2 separate regions of the Homo sapiens genome follow, and region 1 is linked to region 2. The links are chromatin loops, found by intact Hi-C in ENCODE. Cell type or tissue: sigmoid colon. All regions are shown on one strand. Links, peaks and the distances in the headings refer to the core of each region. The heading gives the core; the rest is flanking DNA.

What was found. Peaks named below come from ENCODE experiments on the same cell type or tissue, not always from the same donor. Only the 100,000 strongest peaks of a DNase experiment are listed, where the experiment ranks them.
Region 1: a loop joins it to region 2, with 2.2 times the contacts of the local background. A loop is called at or near these places in 9 of 110 quality-filtered maps.

The regions. Positions count from the first base shown.
Region 1 is chr21:29,182,570-29,193,428 of GRCh38, forward strand. LOC105372767 (a long non-coding RNA gene) reads left to right here. Exons shown (of 3, transcript XR_007067837.1): 3 at 1-2,233. Among named protein-coding and RNA genes, the nearest start is that of LINC00189, 5.5 kb to the right of the region's middle. RefSeq lists an enhancer at 1,546-1,635. In sigmoid colon, for the core only: no CTCF peak of the experiment used is centred there; a DNase peak (open chromatin) is centred at 5,612.
Region 2 is chr21:29,230,483-29,243,130 of GRCh38, forward strand. The region is part of intron 1 of LINC00189 (long intergenic non-protein coding RNA 189); the gene reads left to right. Among named protein-coding and RNA genes, the nearest start is that of LINC00189, 43 kb to the left of the region's middle. RefSeq lists enhancers at 3,045-3,224, 3,655-3,754, 5,430-5,509, 6,747-6,846. In sigmoid colon, for the core only: no CTCF peak of the experiment used is centred there; a DNase peak (open chromatin) is centred at 6,744; H3K27ac peaks cover 808 bases.

The DNA of each region.
Region 1 (10,859 bases), core at 4,060-6,559, 49 kb before region 2:
AGTTTGCCAAACAAATCTTAGGGATTTATGAGTTCTGGAAACTAACAATATGAACGTGCTGGTCAGATCTCAGATCCCAGGCAAATAAACCCAAAAAACAAAAAACAAAAGACAACAAGACACAAGGTTCACCATGGAGTCACTGTGATCTGCGGGCAACTATGGATTTGGTTATATGATCTCCTTTTCTATAAAGTGGAGAGAGATAAGTGTTGACATCACTTAAATACGCTGAGCCCCACCCCCAAATAACACAAATGCTGGTAACAACAATAATTTATATTAAGCCTACTGAACGGCTTTTGTTGATCTTTAACTAGCCTATCTAGAAATGGGAAACGAGTGACCTCTATTATTACTCAAGTACTAAAACTCCCCAAGTAGGACTGTTTGTCAAAACTAGGAGTGAGTTTGAGATTCAGGATTAAGGTTCAAGTAGGGAATCTCCATTTACCCTGCATCTCAGTCTTACACTGTATTATCAGGGTCTTGGGAGGAAAGAGAAGCACACTTAAGAAGGCATGATAAAAAGAGAAAGTAATGAAGGGATTATTATAAAGTTAGAGGAAGAGTTAAGGGAAATAAGAAGGGTTGATGAGGTCCTTGGGGTGGCTGCTTCAGGGAAGTCTTCTCTAGGCTTTCAAGGGCAAGCAAAGGACCACTGACATTCCTCACAAACTTGCACTTTGGTGAGGGAGCCGGGCCACAGCTGACCTAGGGCTTAGCAGAAAATCTCTCTCTCCTTCTGTCCTTCCATCCTCTCCTGGTGGCTGCCACTGGCCAAGCCCAACTACAAACGACAGAACAAGGGAGCTTGGTTGCTGGGGTCCATCATACAGCCAGTCTTTCAGGGTGCAGAGCAGGGTGAATGGGTGAAGAGTGGATCTGCAGGGGAACATGGATAGTGTCGGGCACAGACCACTGACAAACGAAAGAGATGGAAATGCTTCAGAAAAGAAAGCAGGATGGCCAGGTCGGTGGTTTTTTTTTTTGTGTGTGTGTGGAGATGGAGTCTTGCTCTGTCACCCAGGCTTGAATGCAATGGCGCAGTGTTGGCTCACTGCAACCTCCGCCTCCTGGGTTCAAGCAATTCTCCTGCCTCAGCCTCTCTAGTAGCTGGGATTACAGGCGTGCACCATCACGCCCAGCTAATTTTTTGTATTTTTTTCTAGCAGAGACAGGGTTTCACCATGTTGGCCAGGCTGGTCTTGAACTCCTGACCTCAGATGATCCACCCGCCTCAGCCTCCCAAAGTGCTGGGATTACAGGCGTGAGCCACCTCACCCGGCCAGGCCTGTGATTTTAATCATGGGATCTTGCCTAGTGGTAAAGCCCCATTAAATGTCTGAAAATCTGAATCAGAAGGATCAGCAACTGTTCTTCCCTAGGAATGGATCAAAGGTAGGTCCTATGGATACGGCTTGTCTGTCCCCACCAAAACTCATGTTGAAATTTGATCACGAATATGGTGGTGTTGAGAGGTGGGGTCTAGTGGGAGGTGTTTGGGCCAGGAGCATGGCCTTATGAATAATGCAGTTTTCCAGGTAGTGAGTTCTTGCTTTCATGAGACTGCATTAGTTCTTGTGGGAATGGATTAGTTCCCTAAAGTGTGAGTTATTATAAAGCAAAGTTCCTGTTCCTGTTTGATCCTCTCTCTTCTCACTTGTCTGCTTCCCCTTTGACCTACTCTGCCCTGCAATGTTATGACACAGAAGAATGCCCTCACCAGAAGCCATGGCCATACTTTTGAACTTCTCACCCTGCAGAACCGTGGACTAGATACACTTCTTTCCTTTGTAAATTACCCAGTCTCATGTATTCTGTTATAGCAAGACAAAATGGACTAAGACAGTAGGGTTGCCAGGGAAAAGACAGGCATCCAGTTAAAATTGAATTTCAGAAATTAGATAAACTTTTTTTTTCAGTATAAGTATATCCCAAATATTGCATGGGAGGTACTTAAAGAGTTGTTGTTCATTTGAAATTCAATTTTAACTGGGCATCCCGTATTTTTATAAATATGGTAATTCTAAGGGCACTTCCTTCTCACTAAAGATACTAGAATTAGAATTTGAATATGGTATAGCATTCCTGAAACCTTGTTCTTTCAACACCAATTTTTGAAATGTTAAGTATTTCCAAACAAATGAACAAAAAAACAAGCTAAACACTGTTTCATAGTCAAAGAAGTTAAAAAAACAGTGGATTAAAATAAAGTTAAATAGTTCTCACAGCTTTAGGATTTCTCCTGGGACTTAATGCTAACATGCATTGTGACAACAATGATAGTGTTTTTCCTTGCTTTATTTGAAAACCATCACAACAAAGAAACAGCCCAATATTCTTCTGTTTCAGTGTGACCATAGGTTTCCATTGAAATGCAGTTTAAATTTTAAAAAGTCATTTTGGTGTCTATTATGTTAAAGTAAAATTTTACTATTACCAAAGTAAAATTTTACTATTACCTCAATCTTGCTTTAAGACTAAATTTATATTTATAAAGATGTTTTAAAGCTCTCTATAAATGTTTGCAAAGTAATAGCATTGTATTTAATAAGCTATTAAATTGTTCACTTGATACTGGTTTTGCTAAGCTTAATATGAAGAATCAATTAAAACTAAATTATCATCTAAGCAGGGACAATCCTAGATTATTCAGAGAGAAAAATGAGGATAAAAACATTAGCTCTGTCTGCTTCTCAAGGTTATTTTTGGAAAGAAATGAAGTAATGTTGTGAAAGGCTGTGCAAATATTACTGCAAGGATACAAATTACCCTCCCTGTAGAGTGGATGGGATTTTCACAATTTTCTCCCTTTCTGGTCATAGGTATTTTATCTAATTTGTTGTCCAGTCTGTAATTCTACCCTGTTGTGTGCAGTGGGAGTGAAAGGGAGGTACATGAATTAGGATTAGAATTGCTTGTGAAGGACAGAAACCTGCCAAATAACGGTGCCTTAAACAAGGTGGAAGTTTCCTTTTCTCTCATGCAAAAGACTGGGATGTGTAGTCCTGGGCTGAAATAGAGGCTCTTCTCCATCAAATCTCCAAGGCTTCAAACTTCTTTGCCATTATTGAGCAATGTTTCTCAATCTCATGGTCCAAGATGGCGGTATATATATTCCAGGCAACCAGAGAAGGAAGGAACAAAGAAGTGGCTGAGGCAGTGGGGTGGCTGGCTGTCCTGGAAGCTGGCACAAGATGCTTTCAGTTACATGCTTGAAATGGTTAATTTTATGTATCAAGTTGACTGGGCCACAGGATGCCCAGATATTTGGTCAACCAGTATTCTGCATATGTCTGTGAGAGTATTTTTGGATGCGGATAACGATTGAATCGGCAGACTGAAAAAAGCATATTTTCCATCCTAATGTGGGTGGGCCTCATCCAATCTACTAAAGACCTGAAGAGAACAAAAGGTTGACCCTCCTACAAGTAAGAGAGAACTCCTCCTGCCTGACTGCCTTGACCCTGAGACATGGGCTCTTTTTTGCCTTCAGTCTCAAACTAAAATATTGGTCTCTTCCTGGATCTTGAGCCTGCCAGCCTTTGGATTGGAACTACACCATGGCTCTTCTGGGCCTCCTGCTTGCTGGCTGCAGATTTTGGTACCTGTCAGCCTTCATAATCTCATGAGTCAATTCCTTATTGTATATTGATATCTATCTATCTATCTATCTATCTATCTATCTATCTATCTATCATTGATAACCTCTCTATCTATTGGTTCTGTTTCTCTGGACAATGCTGACTAATACAATCCTATTGTCTGGAACTTAGTATGCAAGAAAGAGAGTGAGTATATGGGGTGAAATGTATAGGAGTGGAGCTAAAAGACTTTGCTGCAGGAGAGGAGTTCAAGTCATTGAGGGCAGTTATGAGTCAGCAATAATGTTGGTGCAGTATTTTATTTCAGGAGTCAATTAAAAGTATTGTCATTTTAGCAGTTTATGTCTTCCATTTATCAAATTGAGTATAGTGCCTTCCTCTGTCCTACCAGATGAAAGTTTATGAAAGATACTAATCATTTCCAAATTCCTTCATTTTTACTATCTATCCAGATTATTTTAAATACAGTATCTCTATAAATAGCACTTTGTCCATTGATATATGTTTGTGTTTACATGATTGTGTGTGTGTGTGTGTGTGTGTGCACGTGCAAAACATGGAAATAGGATATTTGGTCTACCTTAATCCCTGGAATGGAAGTAATGGTGATTACTTTTGTATAGCAAGTAATAAACTCCCAAATGGTTGGCATTTCCTTTTTCTTATACTAGACAGAGTCAAAGGTGAAGGATGATAAAGAAAAGTTTTGACAATAGTGCCAAATTACCTTCCTCAGTTCCTAGATTGGGGATTTTCAATCTAGGGGCAGATGTCACTATAATATAAGAGGTCTAGTCCTTGATTTCAGAAGCAGCTATCCAAGCTCTTATAAGAACTGATGATAGGAACTTGTCTCTCTTCTCAAGTTCTGTACAACAACCACTTATCCATAGCTCTTGATGGTTACTGCTCAGCCATTTCTTGCCAGCTGTTCTTTCCATGTGCAGGGAGAGCATGGGAGTATGGAGCCTCAGTTTGGTTTGCTATTGTCAGGACATCAAACTAATCATTAGGTAGAAAGTTGAATAAACATTTACTTTTGACTTTTAAATGGTTACTTCAGAAAGTTTTACTTAGCGGCAAGACCAACTACATAATTTGCGGGGCCCAGTGCAGTGTGAAAATTTGGGGTCCATTTTTGCAAAAAATATTAAGAATCTCAAGATAGTGACAGAGCTTTAAGGCCAATTCAGGCTCCTCCTGCGTGCAGGACTCTGTGTAACTACACAGGTAGCACAGCTAGGATGCAGACGCTGCTCAATGTTATACATTTAGTACTTTGATGTCCCTGAATTCCTTACAAAACTCTTACTTCCTCCCCTCCCCACCCAAGTCCCCAGCTCTTCTGTTTTTTTCCAAAACTTTACTTGTGTACAACACTATGAAACATGACAGGGTCTGATGAGAAAGTATTAATTGGCTTTAACCTAGTTTTTTTTCATTTTTATTTCTGAATATCAGCACTCATAGCCCTTTTCCCTATTTTCTGACTTACCCTAATACAACTCCATATCGTACAAAGCTTCATAGTCCTGTATATGCATGTGGTGAACATTTGTGTGGCTATTTGCAGCTGATGGATTAGTATCCATAAGTTGAGAGGATTCTTCAAAGGTCCTGAGATTGAATATGAAAAAATGACCTGTAAGAATTAAGTCATCCACATGTAGCACAGATGGACGAATTACCAAGGGAGATGGCATATATCTGGATCACAAAAGACTTATAAGGCAAATTAAAGGCATGTATTCTCATCAAAGTAACCTCTGATTGCTTTATTTCCTGGAATACTCTATTATCGGTGTCAGGGTTCTCCAGAGAAACAAAATCAATAGGATGTATATAAATTTCCTGTATGGAATATGGTTTGGTTATGTAGGAAGTGCAGAAGGATGAGTGAGTGGAATTACATGTGAGGAATTGGCTCCCATGATTATGAAAGTGGGCAAGTTCAAAGATCTGGAGGTGAGTCAGCAAGCTTGGCTAGAGACCCAGTTGGCAGGCTCAAGACTGAGGAGGAGCTGATGTCCCAGTTTGAAGGTAGCCAGGCAGCAAGAATTCTCTCTTACTTAGGGGACAGTAGTCTTTTTGTTTTATTCAGGCCTTCAAATGATTGGATGAGGCCTGCGCACACTGGAAAGGCCAATCTGTTTTATTTGGTCTGCCTGTTTAAATGCCAGTCTCACTCAACAACACTCCCAAGAAACACCCACAATAATGTTTGACCGAATACCTGGAGACCCCATGGCCCAGTCAAGTTGACACATGAAATTAAGGTACCACAGATATCCTATTGTCACAAACTCTGTATAGCACTTAAAATTCCTGGTTTCATGCTTGGTACAGAAAGTTAGCTACTGTTCATCATTTGTTTAATTCTACACGTGGCCATAACTTAAGATTAATTATAACAAAGTTTAATTAGAACGAAAGATGTAATTAGATGTAAATTCTTGCATCAAGTGGTTGCTTTGTGCTAGGCACAGGTTAGGACTGCAAAGATGACTACAAATGGCTGATTACTACAAAGGACATTGTAGTAATTTTATTTTTATTTTTATTATTTTTTTTGAAATGGAGTTTTGCTCTTGTTGCCCCGGCCGGAGTGCAATGGCGTTATCTTGGCTCACTGCAACCTCCGCCTCCCGGTTCAAGTGAGTCTCCTGCCTCAGCTTCCCTAGTAGCTGGGATTACAGGCACTCGCCACCATGCCCAGCTATTATTTTGTATTTTTAGTAGAGACAGGGTTTCACCATATTGGTCAGGCTGGTCTTGAACTCCTGACCTCAGGCGATCCACCCACCTTGGCCCACCAAAGTGTTGGGATTACAGGCGTGAGCCACCGCACCTGGCAGGACATTGATTTAGAAACAGCTTTATTAAGTGGATTTTACCTGAGAGTTTCTTCCTATACTTTTAGTCCTTGTCAGAGATGTGATGTATTTTCTCTTGTGACTGCACTTTTAAAGTTGGAATCCTATGAATGCCGTCAGCACTACTATGTGGAATATGGTTTGGTTATGTAGGAAATGCAGAAGACTGAGTGAGTGGAATTACTCAAAAGTGGATCAGAAAGCAGTTATGGTCATAGACATCAGCCTCAGTGGGGCAACAGGAGTTGGAAGGAGTAAACTGAGGGAAAAAATCAGTAGAATACTGGATGGAGCAGACAGAGTGAGACTGAATGGGAGAAGGGTGAGGTGGGCTGAGACAGCTGGTCACATTCAGCTCTAAATTCTTGAAGAAGTAGTTTAGACTACACCAAGGATGGGGGATAAAACCCAGCCTAGAGCTCAGAGAAGGTGGATGTGGCACGGGAAATAAGAATTGTCATTGTTGAATTCCTTGAGAAAAAAATGTGAAGAAGAGGCTTGAGGCCTCAAAGACATTGCATGCATGAGTCAGAACAAGCTTGAACTACAAGGAAGATTTGATTAATGAATCAAATATTAATGCCACATTTTCTCTTATTTCAAGTGTTTTTTTTTCCAACTATTATCTCTGTGTAGAATGTCTTCGCTCTCTGCCATCACCTTATTATTAATAACTCCTATTAACTCTTAGGTCTCAGCCTTGCTGTTACTTCCTCCCCAGAAGTCTCCTTTAACCCCTAAAGACTGGGCTTGGTGCTTTTCTCCTGTGTTCTCAAGTCACCCTACTCTAGAACTATGTCACTGATTTAAATTGCTTTCTGGTAGGGCGCGGTGGCTCACACCTGTATTCCCAGCACTTTGGGAGGCCGAGGCAGGCAGATCACGAGGTCAGGATTTCGAGACCGGCCTGACCAACAGGGTGAAACCTCGTCTCTACTAAAAATACAAAAATTAGCTGGGCATGGTGGTGGGGGCCTGTAGTTCCAGCTACTTGGGAGGCTGAGTCAGGAGAATCACTTGAACTCAGGAGGCGGAGGTTGCATCCAGCCGAGATCGCGCCACTGCACTCCAGCCTGGGCAACAGAACGAGGCTCCATCTCAAAATAAATAAATAAATAATAAAATAAAAAAGAAATCGCTTTCTGACATGTCTATTTTCCTGAATGAGCTGGGAGCTCCTCAATGACAATAGCTATTTCTTGTTTAAAGTCGTATCCCCAGAAACTATAAGCTTAGTAGATATTTGCTATGTGAAAGAAGGAATGAAAGAATGAATGAGGACTTGATTCCTGTACTCCCAACAACATTTAAGACACTGTGCTGAGTATTCAGTAAGGAGGCATCAGGAAGGGTGAGGTAGAGGTGGTAGTGAAACCAAAAAATTGAACACTGTTCCTGGCTTCAGAGAACATGTAGTCTATTAACAATTGTGAATAATGGTGTAATACAAGACACATGACATAATACAGTACTACAACACAAGACAAGAGAATAGGATTGCCATATTTAGCAAATAAAAATACAGGATGCCCAGTTAAATTTGAATTTCAGGTAAGCAACAAATAGTATGTATATATCTCATGGACTATTTGGGAGATACTAATACTAAAAATTATTCATTGCTTATTAAAATTCAAATTTGATTGGATAGCCTATATTTTAGCAACCCTCAGTGAGAAGAACTGGAGCTGTAAGAGATTGCTTTTGTTTTTGTTTTTTCATTTTTTCAGGGATGGAATGGAGGTCTTGGAGAAAGGTAAATGATTTGGGAAATGTTTTCCGGAAAAGATAGGAACAGAGTTGAGTTGCAAAGATCACAAGACAAAATGTGAGGGGGTGCAGTTCTGGTAGAAGAAACCTCAGATGAAAAGGTGATACTGTGGCAGGATCAGAGACTGGCTGACATCTGGTTTGGCCAGAGTGTGAAAGGGTGGTGAGAAACCCAACTACAGGGTTGGGCAGGGCCTGGTGACTCCATATGTTCCAAAGCCTCAGTCTCCTGGGCACCCTGCCCCCTTCGCCTTGGCCACGTTTTGTGAACAAGCAGAACTAGATCTTGCTGCCTGGGCAAATGTTTCATCCTTACCTAGTTAATTAGGCTTGAACATTAGTTTCTCTCTGGAAATAGTGAAGAAGAAACACCAGGAGCATTTTGCAAGGGTCATACATTGCTCAATGTTTGCATTTTTTCAAAAACACTGGTGTCAAAACAGCATGTCCAGCAAAGTTGAGGGAAAAGTGAAAACTAATGATGACTTATCAAAACAAGATGTGATGGTGTGGGAAATGCTACTAACTTCTACAGCATTTGTAATTTTCGTCTTTCTCTTCTGTTATAACATATGTTTAGCATTATATAGTAAATATAGAATAAAACAGATACAAATAGCTTATTTGTAATCTAAGAAGAGGGGGAAATGTTTAGATAATAAAGTTGGGCACCTACTGTGTTCCAGGTGGCAACATATGTTATTTCTCTTAATCTTCATAACAATACTATAATACTATGGTATATATTATGATGATTTTAATGTGCATCTTGCTGAATTTCACAATGTTTATTTGCTCATCTATGATCACTCAACTAGCAATTGGTTATTTTGAAATTCAAATCTGGTTTGACTTCAACATCTATATTGTTTCCATTTACCACACCTATAGATAGGTACTCACAGATAAACAATAATTATGGTGCAGTTATGGCAGATACACTGTGGGAACAGACAAGAGGGAGCATTTAATTCTGTCTTGAGGACATCAAGGGTGGCTTTGGAAGGAGATGATGCTTGAGTGGTGATTGATGACAATGATCTCATTTTCTAATAAGTTTAATAACAGGCAATGCATGAAACATATTCACAAGTAAGATAAATATTAATAGTTTTAAAAACACATGTATTTCATCCTAATAAGCTCTCATTAGGTTTCTGTAACCTTTTATTAAATGTTCCACACTGATCACATTGATGACAAACACAAATTCTTTTTTTTTTTTTTTTTTTTTGAGATGGAGTTTTGCTCTTGTTGCCCAGACTGGAGTGCAATGGCACCATCTTGGCTCACCGCAACCTCCACCTCCTGGGTTCAAGCGATTCTCCTGCCTCAGCCTCCCGAGTAGCTGGGATTATAGGTGTGCACCACCATGCCCGGCTAATTTTGTATTTTCAGCAGAGACGGGGTTTCTCCATGTTGGTCAGACTTGTCTCGAACTCCCAACCTCAGGTGATCCGCCCACCTCGGCCTCTCAAAGTGCTGGGATTATAGGCGTGAGCCACCGCACCCGGCCAACAAACACAAATTCTTATACTTGCTACCACAAACATCATTAGTCATATTTATTAGATGGTCATTATTTATTAATTTAAATTAAATAATTAAATATTCATTAAATCATTAAAACCTTCAGCTACTTATATGATTATAGTTTGGTGCTGTTTTTGCAAAGACACTACACATTCACATAGAAATATGTCTAAAACTTTTTTATAATTCTATAAACTACATGAATGGTTATACAGTTGAGTTGACTAAATTCCTCCCACATAATTATTTCAATTACATAAAATATTACTTACATAACTGGAATGGTATTATAGCTATAAAATACTCAAGTCTGTAGTTACATAAAATTAAATTCAGTAAAAAGAAAGGCCTAAAATTTTAGCAACATACTCTCTAGAGAAAAGCTGCTAAACAGTTGTGTTTCTATAAGTTTTAAAATACAATTGTAAAAATAAAAACTAAAAACAAAATTTTTCAAAATTTTGCTTTCTCAAAAGACATTAGCCAAATTTTAATAAAAACATTGAAGAGTTTGTTTTGCATACACTCCGATGAGATGAACTAATATTATCATCCCCTTTTAAACCAAATTTTGTTTGCAAATCTTCTCTCCAAGAAGCCCCCTAAACAGATCTTACTTTCCTTTTGGTAATGCTTACTTATGATCTGTTGGCAACTTATTCGTATTGTTACAGGTAGTTAGATAGGCATGAGTGGGGCAGGAGAGCGCTCTTCCCCCACCCACTAGGAATGTCCGGGGATGGTTTGACAATTATCACACTGCCTCTCTAGCAATGATAATTCAGCAGCCTGTGCCAGGGAGAGACAATCTCCTGATGATCCACAGCTGTTAACATTAAAGTGTTAATTGAATGCAGATGCCAGGGAAAGCAGCCTCCTGGGCATGTACCGTAAAAGACAAGTTGGCGGAGTATGACCTTTTGGGGACACTCCATCGGAAAAAAGGGAAGGAAGGATCAGACGCGGCTGTATACAACTTCTTAAACTCACTGTGTGCTCAATTCCCAGAAGTAAGGAGGGCACTGCGCATGCGGGAAGCCCACCCTAAGGGAGGAATTATGGGAAAGAGGCAAGC
Region 2 (12,648 bases), core at 5,537-8,036:
TGGGCTATATGCACTTTTTTCATTATCAACAAAACTACTAAAATATCTTTTCACAGATTAAGCCTAACAATGGGGTTTCTAATTCTTTCTTACTATATTACAGTTTTGTTTTTTACAGTTTGTTAGAGATCACTAGACAGTTACTAATATCCATTATTTTGTCAACATGTAGCTATCTCTGTTGGTTTTTAAAATGCTTGAATATTTTCTGAATTTAAGAAGTGATTTTACAGTATTTGCTGTATTTACAGTATTTGCTGATTCAGATCATTATGATTATTTATAAAGCCAATCATATGTTTCTGTTTCTGTGTATTTTACAATTTTTTTCAATATGTAAGTGAGGACTGAGAATTAAGAAGTTTTTTGGAAAATGCTAGTTTTTATTAGATGGTGCCCAGAATATCTCAATAATGAAAAGTTGAGTATGTTGGAGTTAAACCAATTGCCTGCCCTCAATGCAGTGCTTATTTCAGTTTGCTGACAGCACTAGTCAGCAGTTTGCTGTTCTGAGTGTTTACTACCACATCCCTGACATATTCTACCCTGGAATCCCAGGACTCTGTGTTTTCTGGTTACGCTCGGCCTCTCTGGCTTCTTCACAGCTGCCGCTCCCTCATTCTCATCTTAACTGTGGCCACACCCAAAGGAAGGATTTGTAATTCTCTTCTTTGCAATTTTCTGCTTAGAGGTCTCCTCTGCTTCCATGCCTTAAATGGAGAAGCCCCAGTTCTTCACCCATGGCCCTGCCATGAATCTCCCAGCTCTGTGTGAAGGCTCTCCATTGAAATTAACAGGTCTAACATCCACCTCATCACGTTTCTCTTCACAAGAAGACTTTGGGATCTTCTCTGTTTCTGCCAGTGATTCAACCTTTCTCTCAGTCACTAAAGCTCAGATATATTGTAACCACCCAGTGGGTTCACCTTGCCTGCTGCCTAGACAGAATCTATCAAGACAGGGGAATTGCAATAGAGAAAGAATAATTTACACGGAGCCGGCTGTGTGGGGGACCAGAGTTTCATTATTACTCAAATCAGTCTTCCTGAGCATTTGGGGATCACAGGTCTTTTTTTTTTTTTTTGAGATGGAGTCTCATTCTGTTGCCAGGCTGGAGTGCAGTGGCGCGATCTCAGCTCACTGCAACCTCTGCCTCCCAGGTTCAAGTGATTCTCCTGCCTCAGCCTCTCGAGTAGCTGGGACCACAGGTGCCTGCCACCATGCCCAGCTAATTTTTGTATTTCTAGTAGAGACGGGGTTTCACATGTTATCCAGGATGGTCTCGATCTCTTGACCTTGTGATCTGCCTGTCTCAGCCTCCCAAAGTGCTTGGATTACAGGCGTGAGCCACTGGGCCTGGCCCAGGGTGTTTAAGGATAACTTGGTGGGTGGGGGAAGACCAGTGAATTGAGAGTGCTGCTTGGTTGGGTCAGAGATGAAATCATGGCAAGTTGAAGCTGTCCTCTTGTGCTGAGTCAATTCCTGGGTGGGGGCCACAAGATCAGGTGAGCCAGTTTATCAGTCTGGGTGGTGCCAGCTGATCCATCAAAATATCTGCAAAATATTTCAAGCACTAATCTTATGAGCAGTTTAGGGAGGGTCAGAATCCTGTAGCCTCCAGCTGCGTAAGTCCTAAAACATAATTTCAAATCTTGTGGCTAATTGGTCCTATAAAGGCAGTCTAGTCCCCAGGCAAGAAGGAGGCTTGTTTTGGGAAAGGGCTGTTATGGTCTTTGTTGTAAACTATAAATTCCTCCCAAAGTTAGCTCGGTCTATGCCCAGGAAGGGACAAGGACAGCTTAAAGGTTAGAAGGAAGATGGAGTTGGTTAGGTCAGATCTCTTTCACTGTCTCAGTCATAATTTTGCAAAGGCAGTTTCAATATCACAGTTCCTCTCCTCCCTGCTTAGGGAGACAGTGTCCCATAATTGTTAAGAGCACACCCTCTGACTCAAGCCATCTAGGTTCAAATCCTAGCCCTTCCCTTCTCCAGTTGCCGAACTCGAACAAGTATTGTAGCCTCTTCAAGCCCCATTTTTCATATCTGTAAAGCGGAGATCGTAACAAACTGTACATGTCGATGATGTCCACAGAGTTGGATCAAGGGTTACGAATCTGACAGCCCAAACCTCCAGACTGGCTGTGCTATTATTTCAGTTATTCTGACATGGCTCTGATGCAATGTGGACGTCAACAAAGCATTAAAAGTGAGAGACAGATTAGTAAGCAACTCCCTAAGGGTGGATTTTTAAATATGCACTAAAATTGTGGAGAAGTTAATATACTATATTAGTTCACTAGGGCTGCCATAAAAAAGTGCCAGAAGGACGCTAGGTGACTCAGAAAACAAAAATTTGTTTTCTCACAGTTCTGGAAGCTGTGAATCTAAGATCAATGTGTCAGCAGGTTGACTTCTGAGGCCCCTCTCCCTGGCTTGTAGATCTGTGACTTCAGATTGTCTTCCTTCTGTGTGTCTGTGTCCTAATCTTATAAGGACACCAGTCAGATTACATTAGGACCCATGCCAATAACCTCATTTTACCTTAATTACCTCTTTAAAGCCTTTATGTCTGTTAAAGCAAACTATAGCCTGAGAAGGACTCCCTACTTCTATATTTGAGTCCTTGCGGATGAACCGTAACCTAACTTAATAGGCAGATAAAATTGAAAACCTAACTTAGTAGTATGCACCTGTAACAATAGCTAAATCCTAGCCAATCCCAGCAGCCATATTTCAACCATTCATACACTGCTTAGTGCTCAAACTGTGTTCAAATAAGGCAAACGCCAACCTCTAACCAATCCAGCCGTTCTGTACCTCACTTCCAATTTCTGAACGTCATTTCTCTTTTTTTTTTTGGTCTATAAATCTTCCACCACATGGCTGCGCTGGAGTCTTTGTGAATCTGCTGTGATTCTGGGGGCTGTCTGATTTGTGAAACGTTCATTGCTCAATTAAACTCCTTTAAATTTAAACCGACTGAAGTTTTTCTTTTATCATGTCCCAAAACAGGAACATTCTGAGGTACTAGAGGTTTGGAGTTCAACATATACATTTGGCGGAGGTTGCAGGAAGACAATTCAGCCCATAGCATGTACCTACCTAAGGTCTTAACTGGTAAACAAACAAACAAAAAACCAACCTAGTTATAGTTTTAAATTTGTTTCTATTTTATTTCCCATGAGGTAATCTAAAAGAACCTGGGGAATCCAGGTGCTTTTCAAAGCAGTACTTGTATGGTGTTTCATCATTACCTCTCAGCGGGAGGGAAATGAAACTCAGACGGGCCCATTTGGTTTCTATGATACCAGCTTTCCTCACCTTTCTTGGGGAGAGTGATTTTGAAACTATGGGCTACAAAAGACTTTTGGATTATGTGTGAGCTATGCTCTCTCTCTGGGACTCCTACTATGCTTTGTGATTGTGAAAATAAGTGATTCAAAATCTAAGCTGTTGGAACTCTAAATTATTTTGAGCCATAAGGAAATGTGAATTATGGGGCCTGAGTCACAAGACAGGCAGCTGTAAACTAGGCAGCTGTGAACTTTTTGTAATATTTTTGATTGTCTGAATTGTCTTTTCCCTTACCTACATTATTTTGTAAAATGTTGTGAATGGTTGTAGGACGTGCGACAGGTGTAGCTCACCTGCTTGGTCGCCCCAAAGCTCAAAGGAGGAGCATGCAGACAGGCAGGTGCAGAGGCCAGTACAAGCACTTTTGGGCTCCTGTCCCACGGCAGAGTCTAGGGGTGGGTCTCTGTGTCACTCGAAGCCCATGTAGGCATGTATTACAAAGCTCTTTCAGATTTGTTGTCTGCAGACGGCTTGTGTGTTAATCAGCTTAACGGACCCTCTGCCTTATTGTGAGGGCAGGGGGCCAGCGTGACAACTTTCTTTATCCCAAGCTCTTGTCCAGTGTCCTGAAAGAATCAGATCACACATGGGCTTGAAGGATGAGTGCAAGGTTTCATTGAGTGGTGGAGGTGGCTCTCAGTGAGATGGATGGGGAGGCAGAAGTGGGGATGGAGTGGGAAGGTGGTCTTTCCCTGGAGTCGGGCATCCAGCGGCCCAACTCTTCTCCAGCCACCCCTGGCCAAGCTCCCCTATGAGTCCAGACATCCTTCCTTTTCTCTCTTTCTCTGCTGCATTGTTCCACTGTCACTGGTCTGCTGGTTCACTGGTCCACTGGTCTGCTGGTCTTGATGTCCAGCTTCTTGTGTATGTGCCCGCTAAGGTCTTGGGTTTGTATGGGGGCAGGATGGGGGGTGCATGGCAGGCCAAAAGGCAAATTTTGGCCATGAAAACAGAAATGCCTGTCCTCCTTTAGGGCTGCCGGTCTTCAGGCTTGAGGGTGGGCCGTTTGTTGGGGAACCGCCCCCTTCTACCCAGTATTTCCCTGTTTCCTGTCCATATCAGTGAAGGATGCCAGAGGAGACCCCTTCCCTCTTACTATTGACTTTCATTATAGATTAACCTCTTTCTTCTCACACAAAAACTTTATGGCCATCTCAATGCCTCAAGATGGAATGTTAAGCACACTCTTTTAAAATCAAAAGGAAATGAAAAGGAGCGATAAAGAAAAGAAAACAAGCTGCATGGAAAAGAAAAGAAAAGAAACTGATTAATTTGTTGTAACTCATAAACTGGCCCTGTATTGAAAATGTTGTAATCTTGTTAAATTTCTTTGCTTTTTCCTATATAAAAGAGAATTTAGCTTTTAACTTCAGAGCACTACCCCCATTTCTCTGGGACAGAGCATCCAGAAATGGCCATTCCCAGCTTTTTGCTTGAATAAACTCTCTAAAATTGGAATCTGACCCTTTAGATTATTTCAGGTTGACATGATGAGGAGTTGGCTATAAAGTCACTGCTCTGGCAAAGACTGAATTTCTCTCCTAGTATCAATCCAACACCACTGTTGCCCTGATACATACTGCATTACTGTGGAAGGTTTAAAATCAATCTACTTAGTATTTTCCCTTTTGTAGAAGTGGATTTTAATTATTTCAAGGATCAGGTTTATGGTGTGGGGTGGGGGCTCCAGGGATGTGGGGAGGGTAGCATCACAAGGAATTTTCCTCCAAAATGAGTGTAAGCTCAAGTCCTCTCTTGTGTCTGCTTTGCCTTACTTTGCAGGGAAAGAACCCAAGTTGCATGCAACTTCCCATCTAACTTCTCATTCTCTCTTAATTTTCAAACTTGTTTTCATCCCTATTAATAGCCAGGTCATAGAATCATTTTCAGAAACATTTCAGGTGCTTCAGGATTTTTGAAACCCTTTAGTTCGCATGGTTTGAGTGTGTCACAGGTTAGTAAACCCTCAAAGCTATGCTGTCATGGTTATTGTGTGGTTTATGCCGAGAGAAACTGGTCATAGTCTGCCCCAAGTAGCAATTAATGGGGACCCTGAGGGGCAGTCGGGAGAAGTGACTAAATCAATCCAGCAAGCTCTAGAGAAGCATTTCCTCTTGAGAAGTTCACTATTTTGTGAAAATCAAACGCAACCAAATGCCAGGGGAAAGAACATCTCCCACTGGAGCTTGACAATATTTGTAGAATTAAGTGAAGTTGTGTTTCTGGTGGTTGAAAGTGTCTGTTTGTGATCTCATGTATTCTATTTTGCTGAATAGGTACTTAGGATCTGATTTGGGAGGAAATGAAAGCATGACCACTGGCAAGAGTCAGAAAGAGCTACAGGCATTGGCATTTTCTGTCTATTTCTAAGATCTTTTTGTCAATCCGGTGTTTGGAAACAACTTTCAGTCTACCTGCAGGCATTTTAAATGAGTCCTTTACCTTGTTTCTCATAGGAAAACTTCATTTAGCTGCATCCACTCCAGGCAAGTTCTTTGTTTTCACTACTTGTCAGTGTTTTTTCTTAATCACTTCCCTCATCTTCCTTCCTCTCTGAGCCCCTCCTTTTCAACCTCCTCCAGTTCCCTACCCCCAGCCCCTAATGGAGTGTGATGTATTATACTTACGCTTTATGAAATTCTCATTAGGGAGGATCCTGTCCATTGACAATAATGGTTGACTTGCAGAATTCTCAAATATGAAGTTTCAATGGTTTGTACATCACATATTGATTTTCTTTCCTTCCACATGTGGATAATATCCACACAACAGTATCTCACACCCCTATTCTTTGTGAAAACATTATGTGGAAAAGTCGATGTCTTGGGTGGATCAATTGTCAATAACAACAGTGTTTCGGATACATAAGCCCTTCCTGTTGTAGTCACACCTTCTCTCTGACTTTAGGGGCTCCTACAAGGTCCTTGTATTTATTTCAGAATAGGCTAGTGTAGAGACTTAAGGAAGAGCTCTCGGCATCAGTCAGGAATTCATCGGTCAGGCCCTGAGCCCTGCCTCTGCCATGCTGTCATTGACTTTGGCCTTAGGTGGGTCATTTTGCATCTCTGGGCCCAGTTTCCCCACCCTTAAAAGAAGAAGACTGGCCTGTCAGGAGTTCTAGCATCCTTGTGATAGGTCATCCTTGTTGGACAATCCTTGTTTTGTTCCCATTAAGCTTTACTTGCCAGTGAGTTCCTTTTCGTCCTTTTGTAGATTCCGTAAGACCCAGAGGGTGAGTCTAGCCAAAGAGGGAATCAAGCTGGGCTAGCCAAAGAATGTATCCTCTTTGCTCCTAATCTTCTGAAGAATAAGTCACTCCAGAGGCAGGAGGAACCATCTCTGATTGAGCCAGTGAGCATGTGGCTGGCTGTCCTTATGAGCCCCAGGCCCCACCATCAGAGCTAAGCTTGCCAAGGAATGCGGTGTTCCTTCCATAGCTCTGCTTCAGATCTGCTTCCCAGCCCTGTCTGTCCTTCTTGGATTAGGCAGCAGCATTCTAGGAACAAATCCCCTTTGCTCAGCCATGCATCACTGCCTTCCAACTCATTTTCTGAATCTCACAGTTCTTGTCCCCTCCCTGCTGGTCCTGGCAAGACTGAATTTGTCAGGCCTTGTTGAGTTCCTGTAGCCTGGTGCATGTGGTTAGGACCTAGGTTGCTTTTGGCTGCTCTAGATATTTTTAAGTACTTTTAATTGATTGGAAAAACATGCTAACTTTGAGTTTTAAAGTATTTGTAATTATACCCCCCCAAGGCCACTGACTTAGCTGTGGGGTTGTCAAAGAGCCATTAATAAGCAAATTAAAAGGAAGAGGTGGAGCCGTAAAAGCAGTTGCAGAACTAGAAGCCAAAAGCAGCACTTTCTGTTTAGTGACTGTAATAGCCCTGACTGTGTGTGGACTCCTGAGATGGAGGACAAGTGAACTTACTATGTGTTTGAAAAAATGGTTGCAGTGGGGCAAATATAAACCTATGCTGTGCCACACTCCTTCAAGGCTGATCTATTTCATGGCCACTTCCAGAATTGTGCAACAGGTGACCTCCAGGATAACTATGGCTTATCTTACAGCAACGTAGTTCATCTAGGATAGAAAATTGTACCTTTATCCCTGGTACCTTCTGACTACAGATGACATAGTGCTTGAACCAATCCTATCTAATCTCTTTCCACTCATTTTTAGAATAAAAGCCAAGCCTCTCATGGATTGGGATGCCCTTAGAGAAAGAATGCTTATTTCAATGCAGTTGTGTTACTGCTTCGTGGTGTCATATATATTAGTCAGTTTCACTGCAATAATATATAGTCTCCAAATCTCAGGGGCTCACGCCAACAAATTTTCATTTCCCACTTGCATTACATAGTGATGGTCATGCACTGATTGCTACAGTTCTGCTCCCAGTGTCTTCTCTTTCCTGGAATCAGAAACATAGCCATGTATAGTTGGGACTTGCTATTTTTGTTTCATAACTGCATTTTTGTACCCAGTAGCTGTCTGCACTCCTTCCCCTTCCCTGTCCTCTTCCCAGCCTCTAGTAACCATCATTTTACTCTTTACCTCCATGAGTTCAATTGTTTTGATTCCTAAGTCTCACATATGAGTGAGAACCTGCGAAATTTATCTTTCTGTGCCTGGCTTTGGGACTGCTGTTTTTGTGGCAGAAAGAAAAACAGAGTATTGGCTGGAAAATGTCATGCTTCAAAGTGTTTGCTTGAACTGGCACACTGTCACCTCTGCTTACATTTCACTGGCCCAGACACCTCATGTTGCCAAGCCTGAAAACATGGCAGAGAAATATTCTCCACGTATGGAGAGGCACCACAAGTCATTCGGAAATGGGTTGGATGTATAATCACTTACAGGGAAGAAAGCCAATATGGGGAATAACAGTCCCATCGATCATCAGGTTCACATGCTAGACAGGTAACTTCATGAGAAAGGCCATGCTCTGGACAGAAGCCTCTGATCCATAAATCTGTCTTTCCTATCCTTGAGTGCTGTTATGTAAGGAAGACAGGGGAGAATAGCTCTTTGATTTTTATATTTGGGAAGGCCTGTGCCAAGATTCCTTTTATGAGATGGGATCTGTTTTTGTTCTAACACCCTTCAGGTTCACTTATTCCTGCCTTAGACGGTGTCTCCTCTTCTGCAAATTGCTCGATTTGTTTGGCTTCATCTTTTGATTGCAGTTGATGGCTTTGGCGTTAATAAATGTTTTGCTCTTCTTTCAGCTGACTCTCAAATGTGCTCTTGCAGATGCAAAATCACTGTGGTTTGGCATCAGACCAGAAGATGTAGGAATCAGTATCAGCAGAGATGTGGGCTTCTTGGTCCAAGGCAGATTCAAGAAGTAGAAGATTACAGGAGAAGAGCTAGACATAGGAATAAATGCATCTATTTCCTTGTTTTAAGAGAGACTATAAAAGTTAACATTTTTTTCTTCACTTTCCACAGGTGAATCTTTTTTGGACCATTTTGCTGTTTTAGCAGTGTCTTTCTCATGGAACATATAGCTTAGATGGTGAAATTATTTTTCTTAACTTTCAGACTTTCTGGAAAGTCAAGGAGGATGGGTGTTTCTGATCTGTGACAACAATGAATTTTTTATAATAACTTGAGATAGGAAAAAAATCTGATTGCAGTATATAATAATCAGAAAATTTCCTCTTTGCAGAAATCAAAATTACTTCCAGCATATATAAAACAATCTTTGCTAATAAAGTAATACAAACCCTCCAGTTATTATTTATTTTTATTGGCTTTTTTGTAAAAGTATAGATATTTATAATACATAATATCATTAATTTTTTTTCCATATCTACATGGTTATTGGCACCCAAAGCAGTGGTCTTTTATTGGGAACAGAATTGCATGGGAACATCTGCTTAAACCCCTTGCCTTCACCATCCGGTTTTGCATTTGTCAGTTTCCTTGTCTGATCTCCTACAGGGACTTGAGATTTGAGAGAAGTTCAATTTCCGCCATTTTCTGTTCCCTCTCTCCACATTTTGCACAATGTCTTTTGTGGCTTTTTTTGTTTTTGTTTTTGTTTTTGTTTTTGTTTTTTTTTGAGGCAGAGTCTCCCTCTGTCACCCAGGCTGGAGTGCAGTGGCACTATCTGAGCTCACTGCAGCCTCTGCTTCCTGGGTTGAAGCAATTCTCCTGCCTCAGCCTCCCAAGTAGCTGGGATTACAGGTGCCTGCCACCACCCCCAGCTAATTTTCATATTTTTAGTAGAGACGAGGTTTTGCCATGTTGGCCGGGCTTGTCTCGAACTCCTGACCTCAAGTGATCTGCCTGCCTTGGCCTCCCAAAGTGATGGGATTACAGGTGTGAACCTCTGCCCCCGGCCTTTTGTGGCATTTGTATTGAATGGAATGAATAACTAAGCCAATGAATGAGCAAAATATACAGTCTTGTTCCAGAAAACAAAAGAACAACAAATGCAGACCAGGCAATAGATAGGGGGAATGCCTGCCTGCCCCAGTTTCCCAACCTTCTTTCCTTGGCTTTTCTGCCTTCCATGCTGAGTTACCTCATGGACCTGCAGCTACTGTGCCAGGACTCCTGGTGTTTGCTTTTTCTCTTCCAACTCCAAGCAATGACAATATCAAGTTTTTTACTCCATGTTAGCACTCTTAGAACCCAATATTTTAAAAATTGACTAAAATTCTAAGAGAAAATGTAAAAAGAAAAAAAATTACAACTCCCATTCAAAAGATGAAAAATAACAGCCTACCACTAATTGACATTTTCCTGTACGCCGGACACTGTGCAAGGTTTCTACAGACATGGGAAGAGGGATTACTCTCTCCATTTTGGAGGTGTGGAGATGATATGGTTTGACTGTGTCCCCACCCAAATCTCGTCTTGAATTGTAGCTTCCATAATTCCCACATGTTATGGAAGGGACCCGGTGGGAGTTAATTGAATCCTGGGGGTGATTTCCCTTATACTGTTCTTGTGGTAGTGAATAAGTCTCACGAGATCTGATGGTTTTATAAGGGGAAACCCCTTTTGCTTGGCTCTCATACTCTCCTGCCTGCCGCCATGTAAGATGTGCCTTTCGCCTTCCGCCATGATTGTGAGGCCTCCCCAGCCACGTGGAACTGTGAGTCCATTAAACCTCTTTTTTTTTTTTTTTTTTTTTTAAATAAAGCAACTGGTCTTGGGTATGTCTATCAGCAGGATGAAAATGGACTAATACAGGAGCCGAGGCCTGGAAAGAGTTTTCCTTGTCCTGTGTCCCACTGCTGGTCAGTGGTGAAGCTTGGGATGAGAACAATGGTTATTTCATTCTACAACCCATACTTTGAAAAGCAGGCATTGCTAAGTAAAATAATTCTAGTTTATGCAGAGAAGAGATTGACTTAGCATAAAGTTCCCTCTTTTGAAGACTCAGTGAGCAGCCTTGCAGCTGCTGCTGTGTAGGCCTTTCACAGTCAGGTTGCCTGGATTTTCTGCCCATGCATCTGACAGTAGCTCTTCTCCCAGCCATAGGTTACTTGTTTTCAAAACAAACACAGGCTTTTCTTTATAAGTTTTTTTCTGGTGCTCACCTCTCTCATCCCCTATACCTCTCTTCAACCTAGGCTCTTCCAAAAAGTACATCAAGCAGGTGAAGTTTACACCTCTAACTTCAGAGAAGTGGTTATTGGTACCATAAAAACCCAAAGCATGGCCAGGAACAGTGGCTCACACCTGTAATCCCAGCAATTTGGGAGGTTGAGGTGGGCAGGTCACCTGAGGTCAGGAGTTCGACACTAGCCTGGCAAACATGGTGAAACCCCGTCTCTACTAAAAATGCAAAAATTAGCTGGGCATGGTGGCGGGTGCCTGTAATCTCAGCTACTCGGGAGGCTGAGGCAGGAGAATCACTTAAACCCAGGAGGCAGAGGTTGCAGTGAGCTGAGATGGTGCCATTGCACTCCAGCCTGGGCAACAAGAGCGAAGCTCCATTTCAAAAAACAGACAAAAAACCCAAAGCTTGGCTGGTCTGCCTCATCTTATTTCCCAATATTTTCCACTTAGTTTCCCTATGAATCTCTTAGATCCTTTAGTGTCTTACTTCTACCCCACCAACAAAAGGAGTAGTGTGTATGAATTAGGATTTTACAATATAAATATACATTTACAGTAACATACTTATAATGAGGATGTTTTTCTCTAAAAAGAACTATGCTAACATACTTTATATAATTGCAATGAATTTGTTTTTCACTGTTTATAACTTCTTAAAAAATATACTGGGCATGAGAAGACCTATCCAAAAGCAGGAAAATCTTATTTTAAGTGCTGCAATTGTGTCAGTTATGTCATGAAATCATAAATGGTGGCTATCTGTCAAAATGTGCTATGTTTCCTTAGACATAAGGAAGACAATGAATTTTCAAGATAACTCACTGATGTGTCTTTGTTAAGCTGACATATTTGGAAGAATTCCCAAATAATTTTCATGGTCAGAGAGATTCTCATTTTGCAAGCTACCCCTAAGCAAGAGGCACTGGGGACTTTGCCCAACCAGTAATATTCAGATGAGTTGCAGATTGTTTAAGTAGCTAAATCATGTTAATCCTCTTTCCATGTATGGCAGCATTTATTTAAAATTATTTATTGAATGCATTCTATGTGCCAGGCCCATTTCCAAGTACTGGATATTCCTGGTGAACAAATCCTACACATATTACTACCTTTAGGGAGCTTACACTCTGGCATTAGGCATCAAAACAACACATTCTGGCAAATGAGGCTGGTAACTTTTAAGGATTAAATAGCTTAGAGTTATCAGAGTGTTGACCAGGCATGGTGGCTCATGCCTGTAATCCCAACACTTTGGGAGGCTGAAGTGGGCAGATCAATGGAGGTCTGGAATTTGATACAAGCCTGGCCAACATGGTGAAACCCGGTCTCTATTAAAAATACAAATATTAGCTGGGCGTGGTAGCAGGCACCTGTAATCCCAGCTACTTGGGAGGTTAAGGCAGGAGAATGGCTTGAACCCGGGAGGCAGAGGTTGCAGTGAACTGAGATCTAGCCATTGCTCTCCAGCCTGGGCAATAAGAGTGAAACTCTGTTTCAAAAAAAAAAATTATCAGAGAGTAGATTTATGTATTAAGCATCTTTCAAAAGGCCTTACACAGTTACAGTTTACATTATTAATGTACTACATTTCTTGGCAAATAATTTATTGCTGTTGGTCTTCCAGTCCCCATTCTATAAGATACATATGCAAAGTCAGGAAACAAAGTAAACTTTTCTTAAAACAGTATGTTAGTTATCTTCAAATAATATGCTTT